Linked DNA regions of Homo sapiens: all the other regions are linked to region 1. Evidence: chromatin contacts called from ENCODE Hi-C or POLR2A ChIA-PET data. All regions are on one chromosome and are shown on one strand. The core of a region is the stretch at or near the end of the contact, and the rest is flanking DNA. Distances in the headings are between cores, read along the strand shown. Region 1 holds the start of OSBP (oxysterol binding protein). Region 2 holds the start of SELENOH (selenoprotein H). Region 3 holds the start of TMX2-CTNND1 (TMX2-CTNND1 readthrough (NMD candidate)). Region 4 holds the start of CCDC86 (coiled-coil domain containing 86). Region 5 holds the start of CLP1 (cleavage factor polyribonucleotide kinase subunit 1). Region 6 holds the start of PRPF19 (pre-mRNA processing factor 19).

Region 1 (4,414 bases), core at 583-3,082:
CTGGGTAGCAGAATGATTCCTGGTGAAGGAAAAGAAATATAGAGTGAGCTGCTCTTCAACATCAGTGTTTTGGGTCTCAAAGAGGATGGTCTCTGGAAAAAAATATTTCAATTGGAATGTCATTAAGCAAAATATCCCTTAAAGGAGACTTTTATACTTTTTGCATAAAATACACATAGTAAGCATGATCCATAAAATTACTTGCTATTGATAAGCAATTATCTCTGTAACTGACCGATTCATTTCACACTAACCTGAGTTTTAGGTTAGATTAGTGTGAACAGAAGTAGTTTCAAATCCCAGCTGCTCAAAAACCTTGGGAAAGTTGCCCATGCTAAGTCTGTTTTCCTCATCAGTAAGATGGGAATATTTCCCAACTCCTAGGGTTGTTGTTGGGAGTCAACAAAATACTATAATGAAATACTGTATATAAAACACCTAGACACATTGTCCAGCCCTCAGGAAATGTTTACGCCCTGTCCCCAAATCACCTATCTTAACTCCTCTATCCTTTTTAGCCCAAAAGCGTGCCATGTGATGGCCAGGTTATGAGTCACCATAAATATATATTAAACAGTCCAAAATAAACCTTGTTGAACAGAAGTAATCACACCAAAGACATGGATTCTTCTTTTAATAAAAGTTAATCCTAACTAACCAAAAAATCACAGAAATGCCAGATAAAACACTTAATCATTTCCACGGGAGGAGGTGGGGCAAGCAAAAATAAAAGCAGCACTGGGGTGCACATCTCCATTCTGGGCTGTCCAGAGGCCAAAGCACATGCAAAGTCTTGGAGAGATAAGGCAGAAAGGGGACGGAATACCGAAGCCACCCTGTGTGTGTGATGCCCTTATGTCTGAATGTGAAGGGAGCAAGGACGGGTACATCCAGAGCTACGAATAACCTTGAGTTTTGGAGACTGGGCACTGACAGCTACAACTTGGGACTTCCACTGTAAGTTCCTTGGGAGGAGTGCCTCGGGTTTGTTCTGCTGCATGTGTTCCCTTAGTACCTACACCAGTGCCTTGCTTGCAGAATTAATAATTGCACCCATGTGCTGGTGGAAATACAATGGAAGCACAGACGCTCTCCAAACGACTAATGACTGGAAAGGCCGGGAGCGAAGGGAAGATAAGGCACCAAGAGTGGGTAACCCGAGGGGAGGGGAGGTGTACGTCCAGGGGCTTTTCACTTTCGTGACAGTGGGCTCCGACCCCTGGGCTGTCAATCCGCACAGATGACGAAAAGGGGCCTGGGGCAACCCTGGCTGCGGTGCCGGCTGGCGGTAATGCCGGAGCTGGGACTGTTGGCAGATATGGGGGAGGCAAGGTGAGCGACAGCGCCCCGGAAGCAGTTACCTGTAGTAGCTCAGGAGCCCGTTGCTCAGCACGAACCATCGCCGCTGGTAGCCTTTGATATAATTGGTCCATTTGAAGAGCCAGCCCTCTCGAGCCGAGCCCGAACCCCCAGCGCCCGAGCCGCCCGAGCCCCCAGTCGGCGGCGCAGGGGCCGGGCCAGCCGCCGCCACTCCCCCGGCCCCCGGGCCCGGGCCTCCCGCCGCCGCCGCGACCACCGTCCCTGACGCGGCCCCGGAGCCTGGCCCCGCATCTCCGCGGCCGCCGCCTCCTCCCACCACTGGGGGACCGGCGCCGCCGCCGCCAAGTGCTGCAATGGCTGCCGGGCCTGGCCCCACCACTCCTCTCAGCTCCGTCGCCGCCATGAGCCGCCGCCGCCTGGAGATACAAGACCGGAACCGCCTACGAGAGCCGCCGTCGCCGCCCGGAGCGCCCCACACGGCTACCGCATCAGCCACCGCCGCGCAGCGTCCCCGCCCCGCCCGGCCAGCCGCGGGGAGGAGGGCTCGGCCGCCGGGAAGAAGGACGTCGATTGGTGCCGCTGAGTGTCACTTGAGGAAGACCCCGCGGATATTGGCATTTCTCTCGGGCCTGTCATTCTACAGCGCCCAGTGAGAGCCTGGGGTGGGACGCGTCCGCCAGACCCACCTTTGATTGGTTCAGATAAAGGCCAATCAGACTTTTGGGGAAGCTCATTGGTGCTTTCCTGAAGTTTCCAGCGCTCAGGGAGGACGGGAGAATGCGGAATGCCCGGCCAATCTGATCGCCGATTGGCTGCTGTTTCCGCCATTCATTTCAGTTTATGCGCCTGTCACTGCCACGTCACCCCCTCCCATCGCTCTTCTCATCATCCTTTTCCGCCCTCATGGATTGGTGGTTGGTATCAGCTGCTCCACCTTTTCTACCATTTACTGAACGAGTTGAGGAAAAAGGGAAGGAGTCTCGTCTTTACATCCTTATTTTCTTTTTTTATTGGTTGGCACCTATGCCACTCACGTGGTGGAGAGGCGGGGCAATAGTTGGAGATGATTGGTTCTGAGAATTGGCTGTGAAAGCGGCATTGCTGACCAGTGAGAGAGACCTAATGAGGAGCAGGCCGGGGCAACCAATGAAATCGGAGAAGAGCGCTTGGGGGCGTGTCCGCCTGCTTTCAGCCTTTGGCAAGTTGGTGGGAGGTGAAAGTGACTTGGCCTCTTAAAAGCGTTTTTTTCACGTGGGTGTGATGTCGTGTTCCGTTTTTCTGAATAAGAACTTCGTAGCTTCTTGTTAGGAAGAACCTGGAGGACAGAGTAACTCTCGGCAGTCAGCCCCCGCCTGAGGCTCTCTTGAAGGACCCCCTTCTAACTCGAAGCTGGATACCCAGATTCCAGGGGTGCCCAGAAGTAGCTTTTCCAGCCCCTTCCTGGATCCATGGTCCCCCTAGTTCCCTTCCCTGTTTGCTCTTTATCGCTCCACACCCCTTGTGTCTTGATTCTAGACTGTCATATGCCTATACCGATTCTGTCCCCTTCAGAAGTAGATTCGCGAGGACCTGACTTTATGTGTCTCTTCCAGACCTAAAGGCCCTTGGTTTTAGCATCATAGGTGCCATGTATATGCTTAACTTTGAACAGAAAATTATTATTTTTTGTATCTTTAAACTGATATATCGTAGTTGTACATATTTAACTTTGGACAGAAAATTTTTTTTATATCTTTAAACTGATATAGTTGTACATATTTTCAGGGATACATCTGATATTGTGATACATGTATTCAATGTATAATTATCAAATCAGTGTAATTGGGATATCCATCATCTCAAACATTATCTTTGTGTTGGGAACATTTTCTGCTATGCGTTCTCTTGTAGCAGGAAATCGTTATTTTTGATCAACTGACTATTCACACATTTGTGAAGATTACAAATTCAGTAACTAATGTAACATTTAGATGTAAGCTATTGTTGCAAATGTAACCTAAAGCGCCGTACTTTAGGGAATCTAGCATCTGTTACATTTTGCTAGTTTGAACAGGCAATAGAAATAGCTATTAGATACTGTAAAAGAAATTGACTTTCTTTGCCAATGTGCTTCCCAGTGTCAATAAATTAAAGTATCCTTTTTAAGAAAATCGTTTCAAAAGAAGCGAAGTATTTATTGAATTCTGGAGAGAGAATACTCTTTAAAAATCTGCAATTTTTACTATCAGGGATCATTTGTATAGCTCATTACTAGTGAATTTCTCTGAATGTGTAGAGCAAAATAAAATCTGCTATTAGATGTAGGCTATTTGGGATTAATTTTTTTTTTAACTGAGCTAGAGTTAATCCATTTAGGCTTGAGTCCTGCTTTTGCTACTTACTGGGTCTATTACTTTGAGAAAATTATTTAAGCACTCCAAGTCTCAGTTTTCACTTATGTTAAACAGGAATAAAACCTCACAGGGATGCTGTTGTGATTAAGTGCGTTTGAATGTGTTTGATAAACTGTAGATAGCTACAAACATGTGAGTTGTGTTGCCAAACACATCTCACAGGTTACTTGCCATCACAAAGGAGAAACATACTTTTACAATGGGGAGATCTGGCAGTCCCCACCTTAACCCAGTTATCCAATGTGTATCAGTAACCCTTGGACAACCAACATTTTTATGAAGTTCCCAGTGTGCTGCAGCATAAAGTATACAGCATCACTTAATGGTGTTTTCTTGCCAAAATACTGAAAGTTAATCTAATCAAGGCTTTGGATCTAAACTCCAGTTTACTGGGCTGGAGGAACCAGTTGAACCATAACCCCAAGGAGATAATCAGATAAATCAAGAACGTGAAGCATTCTATAAGACAACTATTTTATAGAAGATAAGACATAAAGATCAAGGAAAATCAATGTCATAAAAATGGTCAGGGGTGATTGTTCTAAATTTGAAAAAAAACTTAAAGAGATACAATCAAATGCTTAATTGGATTCTGGTTCTGAAAAAGCAGGCTTTTAGACATTTTTGAGACAATTGGGGAAATTTGAAAATGGACTGGTATCAGATGTTGTTAGTTATTACATTTGTTCATTGTAATAATG
Region 2 (4,219 bases), core at 1,720-4,219, 1.9 Mb before region 1:
CAAAATGGATGTCACGGGCACTGTGGTTCATTATGAGAGCCGGGGGAGAGGGAACACCAGGATGAGGAATTAGATGCTAAAGTCTGAACCTTCCCAGGAGGCTATGTGGATCCAGCTGACTTTTCTTCCCTGTATTTGGCAGGAGGAACTAGAACGGGACAAGAGGGTCACTTGGATTGTGGAGTTCTTTGCCAATTGGTCTAATGACTGCCAATCATTTGCCCCTATCTATGCTGACCTCTCCCTTAAGTGAGTAGTGCAAAGGGAGGGATGGTGGAAATGGAGATGCTGTGCCTTCCCTCTCACTGTTTTTGGCTTTTCTTTTTCTTTTGGCCTTGATTTTCACACATGGTAACCAAAGGCATCTCCCTCTCCCCTCTTAAATATCTATACTTCCACTTTCCTTGATCCATTATTTTTTTTCAGCATATTAAATAATATATTCTTTTCAGATACAACTGTACAGGGCTAAATTTTGGGAAGGTGGATGTTGGACGCTATACTGATGTTAGTACGCGGTATGTAAAGACCTGGGCAGAGGGTCTGAGCAGGGAAATCACTTTGAGTGATACATACAGGGACATTTAGAGAACTTTCTGGGCCCTGCAGGTACAAAGTGAGCACATCACCCCTCACCAAGCAACTCCCTACCCTGATCCTGTTCCAAGGTGGCAAGGAGGCAATGCGGCGGCCACAGATTGACAAGAAAGGACGGGCTGTCTCATGGACCTTCTCTGAGGTACCTGAAAGGAAGGGCAGGTGCATGAAGGGTGCAGAACAGTAGGTGGGCTTTCAAGCCCTACCCGGGTTTGATTCACAGCTCTGCCACTTGCCCATTAGCTTTGAGGGTGTGGACTAGTTACTAGACCTCATGTTTTAATTCATTTAGCAAATATATATTATGTGCAGACCTGCTAGTACTGGGTAACAATCATTAGTTAAGATTTGGTCTCAGGCCAGGCACGGTGGCTCACGCCTGTAATCCCAGCACTTTGGGAGGCCGAGGCTGGCAGATCACCTGAGGTCAGGAGTTTGAGACCAGCCTGACCAACATGGAGAAACCCCGTGTCTACTAAAAATACAAAAATAGCCGAGTGTGGTGGCGCATGCCTATAATGCCAGCTATTTGGGAGGCTGAGGCAGGAGAATCGCTTGAACCCGGGAGGTGGAGGTTGCAGTGAGCTGAGATTGCACCATTGCGGTCCAGCCTGGGCAACAAGAGACTCCATCAGGAAAAAAAAAAAAAGATTCTGTCTCGAAGGCCACTGCACCTATTGTCTGTAGGTGTTAGGTTCCCTGTCAGTTAATTGGAGGTAATAACCCCTGGCTTACAGGGTTGTTTTGCAGATTACATTAAATAATTTAGGTATAATTCTTGGCACGGTGATTGGCACATAATGGGTATTTAACTATTAGTTGACTTTTCTGGGTACCTAAAAAAGAGGAAGGTTAGGGAAGATTTTTGTCCTTTGCTTACTCCTTCCTTTCCCAGACTTTGTGTAAAATACCTCTTACTTCCCAGGCTCTTTACTCTCCCTTCCAACCCAGATCCTGACGTGTGCATCTCTTTTGTGCAGGAGAATGTGATCCGAGAATTTAACTTAAATGAGCTATACCAGCGGGCCAAGAAACTATCAAAGGCTGGAGACAATATCCCTGAGGAGCAGCCTGTGGCTTCAACCCCCACCACAGTGTCAGATGGGGAAAACAAGAAGGATAAATAAGATCCTCACTTTGGCAGTGCTTCCTCTCCTGTCAATTCCAGGCTCTTTCCATAACCACAAGCCTGAGGCTGCAGCCTTTTATTTATGTTTTCCCTTTGGCTGTGACTGGGTGGGGCAGCATGCAGCTTCTGATTTTAAAGAGGCATCTAGGGAATTGTCAGGCACCCTACAGGAAGGCCTGCCATGCTGTGGCCAACTGTTTCACTGGAGCAAGAAAGAGATCTCATAGGACGGAGGGGGAAATGGTTTCCCTCCAAGCTTGGGTCAGTGTGTTAACTGCTTATCAGCTATTCAGACATCTCCATGGTTTCTCCATGAAACTCTGTGGTTTCATCATTCCTTCTTAGTTGACCTGCACAGCTTGGTTAGACCTAGATTTAACCCTAAGGTAAGATGCTGGGGTATAGAACGCTAAGAATTTTCCCCCAAGGACTCTTGCTTCCTTAAGCCCTTCTGGCTTCGTTTATGGTCTTCATTAAAAGTATAAGCCTAACTTTGTCGCTAGTCCTAAGGAGAAACCTTTAACCACAAAGTTTTTATCATTGAAGACAATATTGAACAACCCCCTATTTTGTGGGGATTGAGAAGGGGTGAATAGAGGCTTGAGACTTTCCTTTGTGTGGTAGGACTTGGAGGAGAAATCCCCTGGACTTTCACTAACCCTCTGACATACTCCCCACACCCAGTTGATGGCTTTCCGTAATAAAAAGATTGGGATTTCCTTTTGATTGCGCGTTTGTGTGTTTCTGTATTAGAAAAGCCTGACAACTGCAGAGGAATTGCCCATCTTAAGGGCAAAGGCCATCCTATTTGGTTTCACCAAATGCCGGGCATTGATCCCCAGGACTGGCAAGAGTTGGAGAAGTCTAGTTTCCATAAATCTAGAATAGCGGCCACATGTTGTTAGGTGGTGGGTTTACTCTGGGATTGGCCTGCGGTTGCCAGGGAGGAGAGTTTGGCGGCAGATGGTGGCACACAACATTTAGCGCCATGCAAAGGTACAGAAAAGATTGCGCGAAGCGAGGCTAGCAGTCGGACCTAGTCTCCGCCCCTTCCTGCTGTGTTCACCATCCCAGCGTCCCCTGTCCCCTCCACCCGAAGCGATGGGTGGTTCCGTCAGGCGCTTCCCGCACCTTCCCGCTCCCTGCTTGCAAAGTGGTTGTGCCCCAAGGTCCGCCTCCAGGCCACGTGGGTGCTGCGGGCCAAGCTTTCCCTTCCTTTGAGAGAGGTTTCCGCTGTAGGAGCAGAGCTTCCGGGCTGCGCTCTTCGTTGCCCAGTTTCCGCTCAGTGGTCGCGTCTCCGCCCCCCACCCACCAGTCCCGCTGCATTCTCGGCCGGGCTCTAGGCGCCATGGCTCCCCGCGGGAGGAAGCGTAAGGCTGAGGCCGCGGTGGTCGCCGTAGCCGAGAAGCGAGAGAAGCTGGCGAACGGCGGGGAGGGAATGGAGGAGGCGACCGTTGTTATCGAGCATTGGTGAGGGGCCTGGAGAGTAACGGGAGAGAGGGAACAGTGGCGCCGGGGGGGGCCAGGGGCCCCGGTTTCTAACCTCTCCGTCTCTCCCTAGCACTAGCTGACGCGTCTATGGGCGCAACGCCGCGGCCCTGAGCCAGGCGCTGCGCCTGGAGGCCCCAGAGCTTCCAGTAAAGGTGAACCCGACGAAGCCCCGGAGGGGCAGCTTCGAGGTGACGCTGCTGCGCCCGGACGGCAGCAGTAAGTGGGGACCTGGATGTGGGGGAGAGGGACGTGGGTGAAAGGGACGTGGGTTCCGAAGACAGGAAGCGCTATTCTTAGAAACCACGGCAGTCTCATGACTTCAGAGACGTGCTCGTGGGTTCCGAAGTATTGTAACTTCGCTTCATTCTGGCCTTTCAGGTGCGGAGCTCTGGACTGGGATTAAGAAGGGGCCCCCACGCAAACTCAAATTCCCTGAGCCTCAAGAGGTGGTGGAAGAGTTGAAGAAGTACCTGTCGTAGGGAGATTTGGGTAGAAGCCCTCATGCTGAGGTTTGAAATGGGAAGTGGGGGGCGCGACCGCTGTTGAGGAAGAGAAGGCATTGATCTTGGTGTGGCTACAAGTACCCACCTGGCGTGGGTAGCTCACGCCTGCAATCCCAGCACTCTGGGAGGTCGAGGCAGGAGTGGATGGCCAACACAGGGAGACCCTATTTGAAAACAAAAAACAAAAAAAAGACACAATATTGTTTTCTGTCTAGTGTGCCCTAAGTGGAATTTATGTCCTTTGGGAGACTGTAGTTGACTTGCCCTGGGGGTATGGACAAGTTTTCCATTTGGAAGTTTATTTCATGTTACTTCATTTATGCTTATCCCTACCCTCTTCTGTTTGGTTCTTGGGTGTTCTGTTACTGTCCTGTGTTAACACTGCATTACAATACCATTAAATTTGGTTACAAGGATTTTGACCTTGTCTTTGTCCCTAGTGCTTCATACAGTGCTTTGGCATGTTGTTCTGCACTTATTATGTTGAGTGAGATTTGGA
Region 3 (4,236 bases), core at 450-2,949, 1.9 Mb before region 1:
TAGCTGGGGCTACAGGCATGCATTACCACGCCCGGTTAATCTTGTATATTTTGTAGAGACTGGGTCTCGCCATGTTGCCCATGCTGGTCTCAAACTCCTGGGCTCAAGGGATTCTGCCTCGGCCTCCCAAAGCGCTGGGATTACAGGCGTGAGCAACGCGCCTGGCCACCTTCAATTTTTATCATGTTTTCTTTTCCTAGCATTAACCACTTTCTGACATTATCTTGTTTACAATGCCTCCTCCACTGAAATGTACATCCCAAAAAAGGCAAGCATCTTGTCAGTCTTGTTCACAACTGTCTCCAGCATTTAGAAAAGTGCTTGGTACATAGGTACTCAACAAAATAATTTTTTGAATGAAGAGTTTGGTTCGATTCTTATCCCTTTTTTGATCAGACCAGGAAATGCCGGAACCTTAGAAGGAAGAATGGCAACTTGCCCCAAACCAATAGCAAGTCTGTGGGAGACCTGTAACTAAAACTTTGGGTCCCCAAAGATATTAAATCAGGCCTCTCGAGTTCCAAACTCAAACCCTGGATTTTGTTTGTTTTGAGACGGAGTCTCGTTCGCCCAGGCTGGAGTGCAGTGGAGCAATGTCGGCTCTCTGCAACCTCCGCCTCCCGGGGTTCAAACGATTCTCCCGCCTCAGCCTCCCGAGTAGCTGGAATTAAAGGTATACGCCACCACGCCCAGGTAATTTTTGTGTTTTTTGTGGAGACAGGGTTTCATCATGTTGGCCAGGCCGGTCTCGAACTCCTGACCTTAGGTGATTCGCCCGCCTCCGCCTCCCAGAGTGTTGGGATTACAGGCGTGAGCCACCGCGCCCAGCCCTAGGTCATTTTTTAGAGAGACATAAACCAGTGTCAGGGACACAGCCTGGACATGGTGCAAAAGACAGTAACGGAGATGCACTACGCCCCTGCCCGCCATTCATCCCTTTGGTTGAATTCAACTCATCCTGGTTGAATTCAAGTCATCCCTCTGCTTGTGAATCCTAACAGCGCTTCCGACTTAGGGCTCCACAGTCCGGGTATGCGTTGCCTAGGTTACCTCGCACCTCCGCTAGCCGGCTGAGAGCCACGCCCATCACCTCCTCTCTAAGATTTGATTGGCTGGCTTTGGCAAGGCCGAGTACTCACCTGGCAGTTCCCTCATGAGGTAAAAAGGGCCACAGCCAGCTCCTGACTTGTCCGCGCCAGGAGGAGCCGTGGCCGCGGTGGGAGGCGGGGCCGTGCCGGGTCCCCCGCCCGCAGGAGGCGGTGGCGGGGGTGGAGGCTTTCCTGGTCCGAAGCCGAGTGCGGTTGGGGGCGGTGGTGGGTCAGCCTGAGCCCCAAACAGTGCCGTGAAATTCTCCATCGTACCCTCCGCCCCGGCGCTGTCTCCGTGTCTGCCGTTGGTAATTTTCATTGGACAATGCTTTCAAGGAGTACCCCCCCGCCCTTTCTCAAGGAGCCGCTTGTCATTGGATGCCTCAGGCACCGCCTACCTTTTTTCAACAACTACTTCCGTCGCCTTATGAGAACGTTCAGGAAGTGCTATTTAACCTTATTAGAGTCTTCTGCTAGCTCTGCTTGCTACAGTCCAATAAAATGACTTAGGCGGATAAAGCGACAACTAGACTAACCAATAAAATATTAAGTTCTTTTTTGGGTTCTGACCTACCACAGCGTTCAGAGAACTACATCCGGGTTTAGAGGCCGTACGTTTGCGATATAGCCCAATAGCAGTCGTTATGGTGGGGGAGGCGGGGCGAGACCTACGACGCCGGCGAGCAGTGGCCGTTACGGCCGAAAAGATGGCGGTCTTGGCACCTCTAATTGCTCTCGTGTATTCGGTGCCGCGACTTTCACGATGGCTCGCCCAACCTTACTACCTTCTGTCGGCCCTGCTCTCTGCTGCCTTCCTACTCGTGAGGAAACTGCCGCCGCTCTGCCACGGTCTGCCCACCCAACGCGAAGACGGTAACCCGTGTGACTTTGACTGGGTGAGCCTCCCGCGTGTTAGTACCCCGCGACCTTGACTGTCCCTGCCCTTGCAGGTGTATCTGGGAACCCTGGGGTTTACCTCTCTGAGGACACCTGAGGTTCCGAGCCTGTAGCGGACTTAGAGACTATTAAGTGCAGGGTCCGAACCATCATCGAGTCTAAACTTTGTGTTTAAGATGGGAAAACGGAACATGTTAGTCGTAGCCCATGCACAACGGCCCAACAGCTTTTGACTGTTGAGTCCAGGTTTCTTTCTGTTTCACCATTGAGACTAATTAACAGCCCTATCAAAACTGTACATACACGTGTATAACGTTTTACAGTGCCGCTCATTATGTAAAGCCTCCTGAGGAGCCAGTAAGGTAGACAAGGCAAGTAGTAATATTCCTGTTTCATTGGTGAAGAAATGGATCTCGGTATATTTAGGTGACTTGCCCCAGGTCATACAACTAATGAGTGCCTGGGACTTGAAACTACTCTTCTGGCCACACTACCTGCACAACACTGTCAGCCGCTTCTTAATTCAATAAACATTTCTAGAGTGTACACTCTAGGCACTCTGCTTGATCCTGAAGATGCGAAAGTGGATAAAATTTGGGGGCTACTGTAAAGGAATTGTAAAAAATACGTTGTAAAGAAATCTTTGGGATTTCTTTGGGAAGTGTCCCAAGCTCCTTGCTGTGCTTCCTTGGTATGGGTGGAGGGACTGCTCGGAACATAAACTTAAAGCACTTTCCCTTCTGCCATATAGCATGTAGGGGCCAAGGAAAAGCTTCCCCTTTGCTCTCTGAGGGTTTGTTGAAAAATCAACCGACAAAGGGCACATTAATAGGAGAAAGGCATAGAAATTTTATTTTAACGTGCATAGCATGAGGGAATTGCAGGAGAATGACCCAGTGGGGTACAGATGCTTATATACCCTCTTTCATAGGAATATGGGAGATGGGAAAATGTGGGTGATTTTAAGGTGGATCGTAAATGATTTTTAGGGTGATTCAGTGGCCTGGAGAACATACAGTGGCCTGGGACAATGACTGTTGGGCCTGCAGAGCAGACAATGGTTTCTGACAAAAATCTGTCCAGGTGTGTTGACAGGCTTCCATCTTTCTTCTTGTACTGAAGTAAGTTAATGAAAACTCAGGGAAGAGACCAGAAGTAATTGTTGTCTTCTTTGACAGGTCTGGACTTTAGGCAGATAAGGTAGTTATCAGAGTAAAGCTGCTTCCAGTATCTGCTGGTTTCCAGGGACCTTTAATTTAAAATGATTAGCATACAGGATGCCATATTTTGGGGTGTGAGTCCCTGGTCTTCTTTATTTCCTTTGTCTGAAACTTCCTTAGAAGTTTCACTATAAGCTGAGTTGGTGTCTGTGGAGAGAGAAATCGGGCTAGTAATTGAGCGGCAAAGGATCCCATTAAACCAGCCTCTCATTTTGGGGGATAGTCCAGTTCAATTAAATTGTTGTGTCTCATTTCAGAAGATGGCATTGTAGATGAGTTCTCAAAGCTAGGCCTCTGTATATGATGTAGGCAAACAGGTATTTAATAAGAGAGACATTTCTATGGAACAAGACAAACAAAGCTTAATATCTGGTATAGTCTATAAACTAGTTTCTTTAGAGTCTGGAGGGCAGTCAATTGGGAAGATTAATAGCAATCTATTTTCCTAGATTGTAGGTTGTGTGTAAAGTTTGTCCAAATATAAGCTTTTGTGGTGATTTTTTTTTCAAAGTCACGTTGACTAGCTTTAGCTGGTAAGGCCTTAGGAAAAAGGCAGGGTTTTTAGTTTTTTGGATTTTTTTTTGAGACAAGGTCTTGCTCTGTCATCCAAGCTGGAGTGCAGTGATGTGATCATGGCTCACTGTAGTCTTAACCTCCTGGGCAAAGCCATCCTGCCACCTCAGCTTTCCAGGTAGCTGGAACCAAAGGCATGCACTACACACCTGGCTAATTTTTAAAAATTTTTTTTCAAGGTGGGGTCTCTTGATGTTGCCCAGGCTGGTCTTGAACTCCTGAGCTCAAGGGATCCTCCTGACTTGGCTTCCTAAGGAGCTGGGATTTACAGGTGTGAGCCACTGCGCCAAGCTAAAAAAGGCCGTTTTAATTTTTAGTGATTCTAAGTCAGAAGAGTGGGTGAAAAATGGAAAACATTAGTCTGGAGGTTAGCAATTTTATGAGTCCAGTTTTATTTTCATTAGACTTTGGAAATTTTTACCCAGTCCGGTGATACAGTTTCAAAGTTATCAGAAACC
Region 4 (4,421 bases), core at 840-3,339, 1.2 Mb after region 1:
GGAGTTCAAGACCAGCCTGAGCAACACAGGGAGACCCCGTTTCTACAAAAAAAAAAAAATAGCCAGGCATGGTGGCATGAGCCTGTGGTGCCAGCTACTCAGGTGGGAGGATCCCTGGGGCCTGGGAGGTCAAGGCTGCAGTGAGCTGTGATTGTGCCACTGCACTCCAGCCTGGACAACAGAGCAAGACCCTGTCTCAAAAATAATAATAATTTTTAAAAGAAAGCAAAGGAGTGTAAGGAGACAGGGTCCCAACAGCGATCGCCACACCAGGCGCTTCTGAAAATTTCAGGAGTCTCCTCTGGGCCTCTGCACACCATGTATAATGACAATGACAAACTGAGCTCATGTGGGAGTAGGGGGTTCTGGGCCAGAGCCCATCTGATGCTGAGGTTGACAAAGTGCCTCCAAATGTCTGGGGGCCACCCAAAGGCCTCCTCTAAAACACATCTCCCTCTCTCTGGTGAAAACCTGAGATCACCCTCTGAAGTATTTCAGGCTAGACTAGGATATGATCCAATCGGCACTGGAGAGTGATCCCTCCAGCTGGGGACAAGAGCTTAGGAGGCAGGGCAAGCCAAGGGGGACTGGAGCAGGGCAGAGGGGCATACAGTCTCCTCCAGCACTCTGGCAACACCTGCCGGGCTTGGTTCTGAGTGTCAGATCATTGGGGTCTCCAGGCAGGGGCAGGGCATTTAAGGAACTGAATGGAACTCACTCCTCTGACAGTTGGGGGGTGGAAGAGCTGGGCAAGGAGGTGTCCCGGCTGCTTCTGCTGTGGACAGCTGCATGGCCGGAGAGGAGCAGTGAGGCAGGCAAAGCCCCCCTGCAGGGGTCTCCTTGACTCAGGAACATGAGGAAGATGAGGACACTCTGATCCCTGATATTCTTGGACAATTTCCCAGGCCCTCTCACAAGCCCGCAGCTGGAGAAACAATGGTTTCTAAAAGAAACCACTGGAATGTCAGACGGGGCCCTGGGACCTTTAATGGCCAACCCCAGGCAGTTCCAAGAATTACACAACTGGGCCACTTCCAAGATGTTCTTCCTAAGAAGCATGCTGTAAGTAAATCAAAGCCCCACTCCTAGGTCTCACACGAAAGTCTCCACAGCCCCACATTCCCCAACCCCACATCCCGAGAGTCTTCTCTAGGCCTTGGGAGGTCCAGAAGTCAACACCTGCTCACTGGTGAGGTCCCAAAGTGCTTAGTAAGCAAAGTACATTTACAGGTGAATAGCAAGGGAAGGGAGGGGAGGCGAAGCAGGTTCACACACGAGCAAAAACCACTGTCTGGGCTGAAAGGAAGATCGGAGATGATCCAACCCGTTTCTAGAACTGGGGTAGAAGAAGAGGGACGTGGGAGGATATGCAGCTGGTCGAGGGCCCAGGTGAGCCACAGGACAAAGGTGGTGCATCTTATTGGTACCTCAACTTCCCTCACAAACGTTGAAAACGCTGAAAAGGGAGGGAGAGCTATGGATTATATACGGAAGCACAGGACGGAAGAATCAAGAGTGTGAACAATTAACACAGAAAAGACCGATCTTCCACCTCCAGGACCCCCAGGTAGCAGTCCCTCAGGTAGGTGGGAGGAGGACTCTGACAGGATCATTTGGGATGCACGAAGCTAGTGCAAAATGACCCCTATTACAAATGAGAAAACAGGCCCAAGGAGGGCAGGACTCTGCCCAACTGCACCGGAGTTGGCTGCAAAACATCCACTGGGCCTTGCCTATGGGCTCCTCGGACCTTTTTTCGACTCTGTTCTCTCCCTGAAATGGGTCCTCCCACTTTCCCTTTTCTACTTGCTCGCTCTTCTTTCCCCAGGAAACTTTGCAAGAAAGGCAAAAGCGAATCCCAGGAAAAAGACTGGCTCATCAATCACATGTTGACTGCGCTCGCGCGAATTGCGCATGCGCATGCTGAGCCCCACTCTCCCCAACCCCGGTCCCGCCTCTCCACCCCTCACCAACATGGCCGCCTCAGCAACAGCCCCCCTCCTGTGCGTCACGGACGCGGCGACTCCTGACGTCATAGGAAGGCGCCGGTTTCGGCGGGGGCTGCACGTGCGCAGGGGTGTGGAAACTTACCGGCTGAGCCATGGATACACCGTTAAGGCGCAGCCGACGGCTGGGAGGCCTAAGGCCCGAATCCCCCGAGAGCCTCACCTCAGTTTCGCGGACGAGACGGGCCCTTGTGGAGTTCGAGTCGAACCCAGAAGAAACGAGGGAGCCCGGGTCTCCTCCGAGTGTGCAGCGGGCTGGCCTGGGGTCCCCCGAAAGGCCGCCGAAGACAAGCCCAGGATCACCCCGTCTGCAGCAGGGTGCAGGCTTGGAGTCACCCCAAGGGCAGCCAGAGCCAGGCGCAGCGTCCCCCCAGCGTCAGCAAGACCTACACCTGGAGTCGCCTCAAAGACAGCCAGAGTACAGTCCTGAATCCCCACGATGTCAGCCGAAGCCAAGTGAGGAGGCACCAAAGTGTTCTCAGGACCAGGGAGTACTGGCCTCGGAGTTGGCCCAGAATAAGGAGGAGCTGACCCCGGGGGCCCCCCAGCATCAGCTACCGCCGGTCCCAGGATCACCAGAGCCTTACCCCGGTCAGCAAGCTCCCGGTCCGGAGCCCTCTCAGCCACTACTGGAGCTGACACCCAGGGCACCTGGCTCCCCCCGGGGTCAGCATGAGCCGAGCAAGCCACCTCCAGCTGGGGAGACGGTGACAGGCGGCTTCGGGGCAAAGAAGCGAAAAGGTTCTTCATCCCAGGCCCCAGCGTCCAAGAAGTTGAATAAAGAGGAGCTTCCTGTAATCCCGAAGGGGAAGCCCAAATCGGGGCGAGTGTGGAAGGACCGCTCCAAGAAAAGGTGAAGTGGGGGACAGCATGGACAGGGGTGGCGTTCTCTATGGTGTTGGGACCCCGCCTTTGCCCTGCTGCAGCCTGGAGAATAGCCCCAGGGTTAGAGAGAGCTCACGTTAGTGGGGATGTTAGCAAACAGGTAATTACAATCAGAATGTGGTAAAATGCCCTGGGATCCCGGAGAGGGTGGGGCCAGGCCCTCAAAGATCAATTTCTCTGATGCCTTTCCTCCTCAGGGTCCCTATGGGCCTCTCCTGTAGCACCTCAGGTCTGTATTCGTTCAACAGACATTTACCGTTGTCTGCCCTCTCTAGTGAGAGAAGCAGAAGCAAGTAAACCAGCCATTACTTGATCAAAGCAGTGAGGTCTTCATCCAATATAGTCTATTACAGTTATTTGCCTTTAAGATAAAAAGTATTACTGAGCACTGATTATATAAGGATTTACCAGTCAACAGCCTTAATAAGGATTTACCAGTCAACAGCCTTTCAAACATGGAACAGCATGTGTCATCACGCTTAATCTGCACGTCAGCCCTGTGAAGCAGGCGGTGTTATTATTCCTGTTTTTTGTGTGAGGAAACCAAGGCTAAATGAGTGGTAGGCACAGGACCTGAGCACAGATCTGATTCCGAAGCCTGTGTGCAAAAAACCCCTTTACCCAATCCCTGTAGATCCACCTTGAATTGGATTGCGACCTTCTTAAGGGGCAGGCACGAGATCTTTCTTGTCTTTCTGTGCCAAGGGCATAGTAAATGCCCAATGAATGCTTATTTAATGAAGGAACGAAGTAGCTCATCTGAAGAAGGAAGAGTGTAGGCTGCCATGAAGGAGAGGTGTGGGATTCAGTTCCAATTCGAGCTAATGGGAACCACAGGGGAGAGTCAGGGATGTATGCCTGTGAGGGACCATGAGGAAGGAGGGTGTTTTTAAGGAAGAAGCTGACTCTGTGCCAGGCTTCGTGCTAGGCCCTTTTCTTGTATCCTTAAAACCCTAGGCTGTGGATATTATCCCCCCACCCCTGATGAAACAGAAGAAACTGAGGCTTACAGAGTAATTTACTGCAAGTCTCCCATGGGAGAGACTTTGAGGCTAGAGTGACTGTAACTGTTGGAGAAGTGGATGATGGCACTACCCCTCTGCCCTGTCCCAGGGGGTCACAGGAGAATGGCAGGGCCGTTGATGGCCATGTGGAACTGGAGGAGGCTGGTTCAGGTGGGAAGAGGGTGATGAGCAAGTTGAGCGGGTGAAGCTTGGGGTCCTGGTACTCACGCTGCAGGTGGGGAGATGGGCTTGCTGAGCTAGAGGGGGCTGGGCCCATGCAGAGGTGGGGAGAAGGGAGGGGCCCACACAAGACACAGGATCAGCAGCTGGAGCAGAGTAGGAGGCCACAGATCACTTGACCAAGAAGTCTGGAGAGAGGGTGTGTGGTTCCAGCTCCCTGCCCAACTGCAGACCCGTCCTGACTCACTGTTGCTCACTCAGAGCATGCACTCCAGACTCCTTAATGAGGCCGGCAGGCCCACCCTCCTCTCCCCTCCATCACTAGAGCTTCCACACTGTTGTCCCC
Region 5 (4,633 bases), core at 686-3,185, 2.0 Mb before region 1:
TTTGTTTTTGTTTTTTTGAGACAGAGTCTCGCGCTGTCGCCCAGGCTGGAGTGCAGTGGCAGGATCTCAGCTCACTGCAAGCTCCGCCTCCCGGGGTCAGGCCATTCTCCTGCCTCAGCCTCCCTAGTAGCTGGGACTACAGGCGCCTGCCACCACGCCCAGCTAATTTTTTTGTATTTTTAGTCGAGACGGGGTTTCACTATGTTAGCCAGGATGGTCTCGATCTCCTGACCTCGTGATCCACCCACCTCGGCCTCCCAAAGTGCTGGGATTACAGGCGTGAGCCACCACGCCCTGCCTTAAATGTGATTTTTTTTGTGAGACAGAGTCTCACTCTGTTGCCTAGGCTGGTGTGCAGTGGCGTGATCTCAGTTCACTGCAACCTCCGCCTCCCCGGTTCAAGCGATTCTCCTGCCTCAGCCTCCCAAGTAGCCGGGATTACAGGCGCCCGCCACCACGCCTAGCTAATTTTTGTATTTTTAGTATAGATGGGGTTTCACCATGTTGGTCAGGCTGGTCTCGAACTCCTGACCTCAGGTGATCCGCCCGTCTCGGCCTCCCAAAGTGCTGAGACTGCAGGCGTGAGCCACCGCGCCTGGCCTAAATGTTTACTATTATTATAACCGGACTCAGAAACTCTGGGTTTGAGTCCTAGCTCTACCAATGGCTGTTAATGTTTGGGCAAACCTCTGCACCTATCTGAGTCTCCTCCCCCATCTGAAATTGGATATAATAAAGCTGTCTTTACAGGGTGGCTGTGAAAGAAGATGCCTGAAAGGGATCTGAAAAATGTTAAGTATTGCACGAATGAATGATATTATAGCCCCTTCCGCCCCAGCCTATAATAAAAACGTAAAAGCTGATATCAGATTTTTTTCTATATTACAGGCATTGTACTTAGTACTTTACAGGCACATTCCTGCAATCGTCAAAACAACTTTAGGAGGTTGGGCACTGTTATTATCCCAACTTTGCAGACAAAAAACGATATCACGCTTGAGCCCAGGAGGTCGAGGCTGCAGTGAGCCATGTTCGCGGCACTGTACTCCAACCTGGGCGAGAGAGTGAGACCCTGTCTCAAAAACAAAAAGAAAAAAAAAAACGATCTCAGAGAGATGAAGCCTGTGATTTGCTCAAAGTCACACAGTAATGTAAGCAGTATAGCAAATAATATAAGATTCCAAAGCCCAAGGTAGTAAAAAGAGGATTATAGACGTGGTGGAACCTGTTGGCTGCGGGGCAAATGACTGACCTGTAACTGTCAGGGATTTATGGAGGGAAATGAGTGCCTAACAAAAATCCTCGTTTAGTGGGAGAGAGGTTGTTGGGTAATGACTGACTTGTAGCTGGAAGAAATCATCGGATTTTTATTCTTTTATTAAAGAAAAAAAATTTGAAATGCCTTCCATGTGCCAAGCACTGTGTCAGGTGGGAGATGACAGCTTGGTGAAACCTCTGTCAGGCTGTCTTCCTCCGCTTTCTCTATCCCTGGGTTTCCCCCTGCCTAAAAAGGATTTTGTGCTTCGTGGCTTGTCCAGGCAAGCAGGCCGTCGCGGGACCTAGACCGAGACAGTGAGTCTCTCTTTCTCCCGGGCCTCCCTTCTGTTTCCTGGGCTGCAGGGGAGCAGGAAATCTGGGGCGAGATTCCCGCCGCGGACGCGCACTGCCGAAGCCTGGTCCCTCGACCTGTCCCTGCCCAGCGCGGGGGCGCAACCGCCACGCCTCCTCACCCCTCCCTCCGGCTGCACGAATAATGACAACAGCCGCCCCTCCCACCTTTGGCGTCACGTTCAAAACAATCCTTTGACTACAACTCCCAGAAGGCCGAGCGGCTTAGCGAGTGCACCCGCTCTCGGCTGCTCCGGCAAACTACACATCCCAAAGGGCAGCGCGCGACCGCGTGTCCTTTCACAGCGCAAGTGCGGAACTGCGTTTGTTTCCGGCGTGGGTCCGGGCAAGAACCGCTTGTAGTTTGGTTTAAATTCTGCACGGGAGGACCTTCTGAGTTTACCTGTTGGGCTCCTGGCTGCGCAGGTGAGTTAAAAAAAGGGCAGGAACACAACTGTCACCTCCTTGGGGTCTGGGGACATTTTGGTGTCTGGGGAGATTTTGGTGTCTTGGGGAGATTTTGGTGTCTGGGAAGGTTGGGACAAATGCTGGAGCTAGAGCTGCAGTCCAGGATCAGAAATAATTCATATCGTTTCCTTGCCGTTTTCTAGTTTACGAAGTGCTTTTTTTTCCTCCCACAATTCCTGTAAACCCCAAGAACAACACTGTATTTGAGGAAGTGTAAGTGCTTCCAGTCGACAGCTTCAAAGGTTCAGAGAAGTTAAGTGATTGTCTAAAGACACTACTAGTAGTTACAGAGACGAGGATTAGGCTGTTTTCTGAGTTCAGACCCGGTGTGCTCTGCTTTGCATCCGTATTTCAGACGCCCTTTCCTGTTGACTAGGATGATTGGGGTCAGGGCATCTGTTACCTTCTCAAGTTTGGAGTTTACCAATAGAGTGATGGAGGGTGATATAATTAAATCTTCTGTCAGTCTGTAGGTATGGTTTTTCTCTGATGTCTGAGACATTAATTCACTCAATGTATTGAGGTGCCTACAGTCTGTCAAGCTGTATTCTAAGCAGTATATAGTATCAAACAAAAATGCCTAAGTCTTACATTTTGGGGTGGAGGAGGCGGGGAAGACACAATATATAGTGAGACCGATGGTGATAAGAAATATGGAGAGAATTAAAGCAAGGTAAGGGGAAACATTCATTGTATGTTTTTATTATTTATTTATTTATTTGTTTATTTTATTTTATTTTTTTTTGAGACAGAGCCTTGGTCTGTCACCCAGGCGGGAGTACAGTGGCATGATCTCGCCTCACTGCAACCCTGCAACCTCCACCTCCTGGGTTCAAGCGATTCTCCTGACTCAGTCTCCTGAGTAGCTGGGACTACAGGCGCCCACCATTATGCCTGGCTAATTTTTGTATTTTTTAGTAAATACTGAGATTTCACCATGTTGGCCAAGCTGGTCTTGAACTCCTGACCTCAGGTGATCCACCCACCTTGGCCTCCCAAAGTGCTGGGATTACAGGCGTGAGCCACCAGGCCTGGCCAATATTTGCATTTTTTCTACAGACGGGGTTTCACCATGTTGCCCAGGCTGGTCTTGTACTTCTGAGCTCAGGGGATCTGCCCAACTCAGCGCCCCAAAGTGCTGAAATTACAGGCCTAAGCCACTGTGCCTGGCCCATTGGATGATTTTTTTTTTTTTTTTTGAGATGGAGTCTTGCTCTGTTGCCCAGGCTAGCATGCAGTGGCACAATCTCGGGTCACTGCAGCCTCTGCCACCTGGGTTCAAGCGATTCTCCTGCCTTGGCCTCCCAAAGAGCTGGGATTACAGGCACCCTCCACCATGCCCGGCTAATTTTTTTTTTGTATGTTTAGTAGAGACAGGGTTTCACCATGTTGGCCAGGCTAGTCTTGAACTCCTGACCTCAAGTGATCCAGCCACCTCGGCTTCCCAAAGTGCTGGGATTACAGGCGTGAGCCACCATGCCTGGCCCCATTGGATGTTTTTGTAACAGAAGACTGACTTATAATTAGATCTGATATTTAATTTGTGTTCTAGGCACAGCAGCTACACAGAAGAGATGGGAGAAGAGGCTAATGATGACAAGAAGCCAACCACTAAATTTGAACTAGAGCGAGAAACAGAACTTCGCTTTGAGGTGGAGGCATCTCAGTCAGTTCAGTTGGAGTTGTTGACTGGCATGGCAGAGATCTTTGGCACAGAGCTGACCCGAAACAAGAAATTCACCTTTGATGCTGGTGCCAAGGTGGCTGTTTTCACTTGGCATGGCTGTTCTGTGCAACTGAGCGGCCGCACTGAGGTGGCTTATGTCTCCAAGGACACTCCTATGTTGCTTTACCTCAACACTCACACAGCCTTGGAACAGATGCGGAGGCAAGCGGAAAAGGAAGAAGAGCGAGGTCCCCGAGTGATGGTAGTGGGCCCCACTGATGTGGGCAAGTCTACAGTGTGTCGCCTTCTGCTCAACTACGCAGTGCGTTTGGGCCGCCGTCCCACTTATGTGGAGCTGGATGTGGGCCAGGGTTCTGTGTCCATCCCTGGTACCATGGGGGCCCTCTACATCGAGCGGCCTGCAGATGTCGAAGAGGGTTTCTCTATCCAGGCCCCTCTGGTGTATCATTTTGGTTCCACCACTCCTGGCACTAACATCAAGCTTTATAATAAGGTCAGAGCCAGAGAAAGGTGGGGTGGAGGGAAGGGCTGCTATCAGGGTAGGAAACTGGAGAAGTTTACTAGTTAACACTGCATTTTCTCAGCTGGTATTTCTGCTGCATTACTTTAGAAAGGCAATTCCAAATATGTCAGTCTCAGATTGTTAAACATTTCTGTGGATCTATTCTTAGTAATTTGTTAGATTTTCACTTAGGGCATAAAACAGGAGGCAGAAGCAGCAACATAAAAATTAAATCCATGTTATGGTATCAAAACTACAGCCATTAAAAATGTCATTTTTTCAGGCTGGGTACAGTGGCTCATGCCTGTAATCCCACAACTTGGGAGGCTGAGACGGGTGGATCACCTGAGGTCAGGAGTTGGAGAGCA
Region 6 (4,237 bases), core at 1,329-3,828, 1.3 Mb after region 1:
TACTGGCCCCAGAATGCTTTCCAGCTATGGAACTACCTTTTCCTTTAGTCTCCTGACTGAGGAGATAGTCTCCTGACTATCTGACAATCATATAGTCAACAAATAATTATTAACAACTACTATGTGCCAAGCACCTAGAGAATAGCAGTCCATTATCACCACCTCATATCTGAACAATGATTGTGTACTCTATGAATACAGTTTACTCCATGACATGGAGATACACATGAAGCCATTCAAATCCCTGCCATCCATCTTAGTCTATAGCTCCAGACAGATTATCAAAGAAATTATAAAGTCTGAGAATACAGGAATAACAAACTCAGTTTCTCCTATTCTCTGACAAAACAAAATACTTCTGTGACCTCAGATGTGACCATCTGGGTGTCCTCCAATTCAATTCTGACACCAGGTACCTGGAGATAGTGTCAGATCATACAGGTTGAGGTCTCAGTCCCACCAGACTCCCCGCCCCTTCAGATGCCAATCGCAAGCCCCAGGTTGTTTGACCTGTTCTTCTGATCTACCAGCTGTAAATCAGGGTTCCCATGACCTCCTTTTTGGGTTCAATTAATTTGCAACAGTGACTCAAACAATTGTGGGAAACACTTATGTTTACCAGTTTATTGTAAAGGATATTACAAAGGATACAGATGAAGAGGAGCATAGGATGAGGTATGGGAGAAGTACAGAGCTTCCCATGCCTTCCCTGGGCACCCCACCCTCCAGGAACCCCCACATGTTCTGCTATACAGAAGCTCTTTGAATCCTGTCCTTTTGTATTTTTATGAAAACTTCATTACAAAGGCATGATTCAATAAATCACTGGTCACTAGTGACGACTTCAGTTCCTCTCATTTCCCCAGGTAAATGGGGGGTAGGACTGAAAATCCCAACCTTCTAATACCCTTTAGTCTTCCTAGGTGACCAGTCCCCATCCTGAAGCTATTGAGTCTACCAGCTACCAGTCAACTGATTAGCGTACAGACACTTATCACCTGGAAGATTCCAAGGAGCAAAGTGGCAATCGCTACAATAAAAATATTTAAAAATATTTACATGGCACATTTGCATGGCACATTTCTATGTGCCAAGCACAATTCTAGGCATACAGTACAGTAATTCATCTTCACAACAACCCGCAATAGAGGTATCATTTACACTCTTGCCTGCGTAGACTGTGCACCCCTTGAGGATAAGGATTACAGCTGGTCTCTCACTTCCAGTACAATGCAGATGCCCCCAGGGCACTCGGTAAACATCTAACAAATGAGTGAACCATGCCAGGAAGGATGGTGCTGGGGAACGTAAAAGAGAGCTTCCCGAAGATTGGAAGGAAACAATAAATGTGAAGGTACTTTGCGAGCTGTAATTTCTTCAAAGTGAGGGATTCCTTTTCCATCATTTCCCTTCCTTCTTCCCCCTCTTTGGATCAATGTACAGGTTCTGAGAAGAGAAGGAAGTGAATAGCAAAAGGGAGGGGAAACGAGTAATCTGATGAAACAACGAAAAGGGAAAGGAAAATGTCTGTACGTCATGATAAAATATCAAAGGGAAAGATAGTGGAAGGTATGAAAAAAGCATGGATTCAGGGTCCAAGATCCGTGTCACCTAACTACGTCACCCAGCTCTGCCACTGACTAGCTACGCATCCTTAGATAAGCCCCGCTCTTCCTGCGCCTTGCATCCTCATCTGCAAAACCAGGATCTTTATTTCTCCTTTAGGGAATTCTTGTGAGGATAAAATGAGATCATAGACTTGGAAGCGCGTTGTAAACCAATAAGGGCTTATAAATGTGCGCTGTTTTTATTAGTCATACAGTGTAAGGCTGGGAGCCAGATACCTGGCTGCCAGCCTTGCCTCTACCTCTAACTCATCATGTGACCTTTGCAAATTGCAAAAGCTCCGACTATCCGAGCGAGGCCTCGCAAAACATCCACTGCAATGCTCTCGATTTTGCAGATGGGGAAACCGAGGCCCAGAGCCTTGAGCCAATTCATAAAGCCAATGGGAGGCGGACCCTGGACAAGACCTCGAGTTTTCTGACTCCTACATTAAGGCTGCTTCCCTTGCACCAGCTCTCTCTGTCCAGACCTGTTTCCACTCTGTAGAATGAGGCGACCGGCCTCAGTAATGTCTGCGACAATAAACCTCAGGCACTATGTAAACTGCGGGGCACTGCGCAAATGCACCCCGCTCCGACGGGGGGGGCTCCGGTGCTGACAGGCCGCCGCTCGGCCTCCGGAGCGCCCCATTCCCGCCTCCACCCCGGCCCGGGCGCCGCAGCGGACCGCACACGCTCCCGCGCCGCTCTCTGGCCTCCTGAGACCCGCGCTTGGCCGCAGCCAACACTCACTGGAGCAGATTAGGGACATGGCGCCGTCACCGTGCTCCGAGGCGCCACACGCCGGGCTCCGGGACTAGCTTCTGAGCCTCCGCGAGCCACTTCCGGTCCCCCGCTGCTGCCGGGACTGCTCCGCGGCGAGCTGGGAGCCGCCAGCCGAGCGATGCTAGCGTAGCGCTTCACGTGGGAATGGGGACAGCCGCGCGCCACAGCCTTCAGCACCTAACGGAAATTGCCCTTTCCCAGAATGCAGCCGGGCAGGAAAGGGCCCGCCACGAACACTCGGTTATTTCCGGATTGACTCGGCTCGTTCCGTAAAGCGCCGGAGGATTGGCTGGGGCGTCGGGAGAGAGGAGGCTCGAAACTACATTTCCCATGACGCAGTGAGAATTTAAAACCAAAACAATTGGACAGCACTTGTTTTGACAACTGTGCGGCACTGTGCCACGGGACCCTGGTCTTTGAAACCTTGGCGTGCGCGAGAATTTCCCAGTGAGTTTGTTAAAATGCAGATTCCTCGGGTCTGCGTAGACAGACTGTGCCCCACGCTTTTCTAAGTCAGTTGTTTCTCGGGCTACCCTTTAAGAGACACTGCTGGATGGCCTGGTGAAGAAAATACAGAAACAGATGGGTACAAGAACTAAGAAAACGGCTAAGAAAGTGTTTTGGTCCTGACTACTACCATTTCGCTCTGTGATTTGGGGCAATTCACATTGCCCTTTCTTCTTTGTCAAAAGACAAAATCACAACAAACTTAGTTCAAAGATTTTTTTTTTCTTAAGAGACGGACTCTGGCAATGTTGCCCAGGCTGGAAGGCAGTGGCTATTCACAGGTGCGGTCATAGCAATCATGGCTATCACAGGTGCATCCTGGAACTCCTGGCCTCAAGTGATCCTTCTGCCTCAGCCTCCGGAGTAGCTGGGACTTAAGGTGCGATTCTATAGAATTGGGCAGTGCCTCATACTATAAAATATAATGGTTGTTCCAATGAGCTGAACAGGAGAACTTGGTTTTATAGACAGAAAAGGACTGAGGAAAACAGGAACAGAGAACAAAAAGCGGATTGGTCATTTGGTAATTTCAAAATTACTTTTCTTGTAAAGGTTAAAGTGGAGGGGACTTATCATGCCACCTAAAACTTGCCTGTTTGGGAATTTAGCTCCCCCCTACACACACACACACACACACACACACACACACACACATACACACTCAGAAGGTCGTAAAGATCTTCGTTTCAGCTTATTGGCGTGGAGCTTCAGCAGGACTAACTCTTTTTAGCTTGGTCTGTTAGGCCTAGCAGAAGAGCTCAGTCCAAACCAATGGCCTCCTATAAATTTCTTTATTTTGTATTTTGGATTTTGTATTTTCTATTTCTCTTCCAGCTCAGATAGTGTATGATTCTTTGTGGATATCTGTAAGATAAGATACTCTCAGGAATCATGCAAAAGACGTGGTGTGGACTGTAAGGTATCAAGACAAAAGGGCAGGATGAACAGGATGTGAGTGAGAGGGACTTTGACAGGTGGGCAGTATTCAGAGGAGAAGGAGAACGAAAGGCATTCCGGAAGAAGAAACAACGTAAGCAAAAGCTTGGAGAGAAAAATAAAAGTTACAGGTACAAAAGGCAATATGGCATAGTGGCCAAGAGCATGGACTCTGAAGTCAGACTGTGTGCTCAAATCCTAGCACCACTCAGGTGATTGGCAGTATGAACTTCTCTATGCCTTAGTTTCCTCATCTGTAAAACAGAGGGAGTGATGACAAGGGTAGAACTAACTCACTGAACTCTTATGAAGAGTTAATATGCAAAAGGGCATCTCATCTCTGTCTTGCACCAACAAAGTAACTTCCCACTTGTTCCTTGCTTCCAGCCTGGCCTCCTCCTCCT

What was found. A loop is a pair of places that touch in the nucleus more often than their neighbours do. ChIA-PET counts read pairs that join two places held with the same protein, here RNA polymerase II (POLR2A). Pooled maps may share reads with other maps.
Region 2: a pooled map shows a loop between it and region 1 (18-fold over the local background). The contact joins the promoter of SELENOH here to the promoter of OSBP in region 1. A Hi-C loop is called at or near these places in 9 of 50 pooled maps. POLR2A ChIA-PET finds 5 or more read pairs at or near these places in 2 of 52 experiments (H1 and naive thymus-derived CD8-positive, alpha-beta T cell).
Region 3: a loop to region 1 is called in a map of gastrocnemius medialis, with 9 times the contacts of the local background. The contact joins the promoter of TMX2-CTNND1 here to the promoter of OSBP in region 1. A Hi-C loop is called at or near these places in 3 of 168 maps with a recorded cell type or tissue (gastrocnemius medialis and naive thymus-derived CD4-positive, alpha-beta T cell), 1 of 37 single-sample maps with no recorded cell type and 15 of 50 pooled maps. POLR2A ChIA-PET finds 5 or more read pairs at or near these places in 3 of 52 experiments (PC-9, activated CD8-positive, alpha-beta memory T cell and naive thymus-derived CD4-positive, alpha-beta T cell).
Region 4: a loop to region 1 is called in a pooled map, with 10 times the contacts of the local background. The contact joins the promoter of CCDC86 here to the promoter of OSBP in region 1. A Hi-C loop is called at or near these places in 15 of 50 pooled maps. POLR2A ChIA-PET finds 5 or more read pairs at or near these places in 2 of 52 experiments (Caco-2 and K562).
Region 5: a map of CD8-positive, alpha-beta T cell shows a loop between it and region 1 (4-fold over the local background). The contact joins the promoter of CLP1 here to the promoter of OSBP in region 1. A Hi-C loop is called at or near these places in 7 of 168 maps with a recorded cell type or tissue (CD4-positive, alpha-beta memory T cell, CD8-positive, alpha-beta T cell, chondrocyte and 2 more), 5 of 37 single-sample maps with no recorded cell type and 17 of 50 pooled maps. POLR2A ChIA-PET finds 5 or more read pairs at or near these places in 2 of 52 experiments (B cell and RWPE1).
Region 6: a loop to region 1 is called in a map of ascending aorta, with 11 times the contacts of the local background. The contact joins the promoter of PRPF19 here to the promoter of OSBP in region 1. A Hi-C loop is called at or near these places in 1 of 168 maps with a recorded cell type or tissue (ascending aorta), 2 of 37 single-sample maps with no recorded cell type and 15 of 50 pooled maps. POLR2A ChIA-PET finds 5 or more read pairs at or near these places in 1 of 52 experiments (PC-9).

What each region holds. Positions count from the first base shown.
Region 1 is chr11:59,613,942-59,618,355 of GRCh38, forward strand. OSBP (oxysterol binding protein) reads right to left here and starts at 1,833. Exons shown (of 14, transcript NM_002556.3): 1 at 1,362-1,833. The coding sequence starts at 1,723. It overlaps LOC101927226 (a long non-coding RNA gene), which reads left to right and starts at 2,013. Exons shown (of 3, transcript XR_001748237.2): 1 at 2,013-2,234. RefSeq lists silencers at 1,466-1,685, 1,706-2,005 and an enhancer at 2,206-2,295.
Region 2 is chr11:57,738,522-57,742,740 of GRCh38, forward strand. It overlaps SELENOH (selenoprotein H), which reads left to right and starts at 2,970. Exons shown (of 4, transcript NM_170746.4): 1 at 2,970-3,196; 2 at 3,288-3,433; 3 at 3,596-3,726. The coding sequence starts at 3,075. The coding sequence ends at 3,696. It overlaps TMX2 (thioredoxin related transmembrane protein 2), which reads left to right. Exons shown (of 8, transcript NM_015959.4): 5 at 143-249; 6 at 453-518; 7 at 610-739; 8 at 1,578-2,452. The coding sequence ends at 1,724. All of the region lies in intron 2 of TMX2-CTNND1 (TMX2-CTNND1 readthrough (NMD candidate)), which reads left to right. RefSeq lists enhancers at 2,672-2,791, 3,112-3,161, 3,312-3,481.
Region 3 is chr11:57,710,824-57,715,059 of GRCh38, forward strand. TMX2-CTNND1 (TMX2-CTNND1 readthrough (NMD candidate)) reads left to right here and starts at 1,700. Exons shown (of 21, transcript NR_037646.1): 1 at 1,700-1,984. MED19 (mediator complex subunit 19) reads right to left here and starts at 1,392. Exons shown (of 5, transcript NM_001317078.4): 1 at 1,140-1,392. The coding sequence starts at 1,356. It overlaps TMX2 (thioredoxin related transmembrane protein 2), which reads left to right and starts at 1,770. Exons shown (of 8, transcript NM_015959.4): 1 at 1,770-1,984. The coding sequence starts at 1,796. RefSeq lists a silencer at 1,023-1,362.
Region 4 is chr11:60,840,024-60,844,444 of GRCh38, forward strand. CCDC86 (coiled-coil domain containing 86) reads left to right here and starts at 2,090. Exons shown (of 4, transcript NM_024098.4): 1 at 2,090-2,859. The coding sequence starts at 2,102. CCDC86-AS1 (CCDC86 antisense RNA 1) reads right to left here. Exons shown (of 2, transcript NR_182293.1): 2 at 1,783-1,957. RefSeq lists enhancers at 1,180-2,379, 2,286-2,515.
Region 5 is chr11:57,655,827-57,660,459 of GRCh38, forward strand. CLP1 (cleavage factor polyribonucleotide kinase subunit 1) reads left to right here and starts at 1,936. Exons shown (of 3, transcript NM_006831.3): 1 at 1,936-2,034; 2 at 3,629-4,256. The coding sequence starts at 3,651. RefSeq lists an enhancer at 1,410-1,579.
Region 6 is chr11:60,904,007-60,908,243 of GRCh38, forward strand. It overlaps PRPF19 (pre-mRNA processing factor 19), which reads right to left and starts at 2,579. Exons shown (of 16, transcript NM_014502.5): 1 at 2,358-2,579. The coding sequence starts at 2,376. It overlaps PRPF19-DT (PRPF19 divergent transcript), which reads left to right and starts at 2,773. Exons shown (of 2, transcript NR_186697.1): 1 at 2,773-2,837. RefSeq lists a silencer at 2,172-2,271 and enhancers at 2,211-2,798, 2,912-3,031.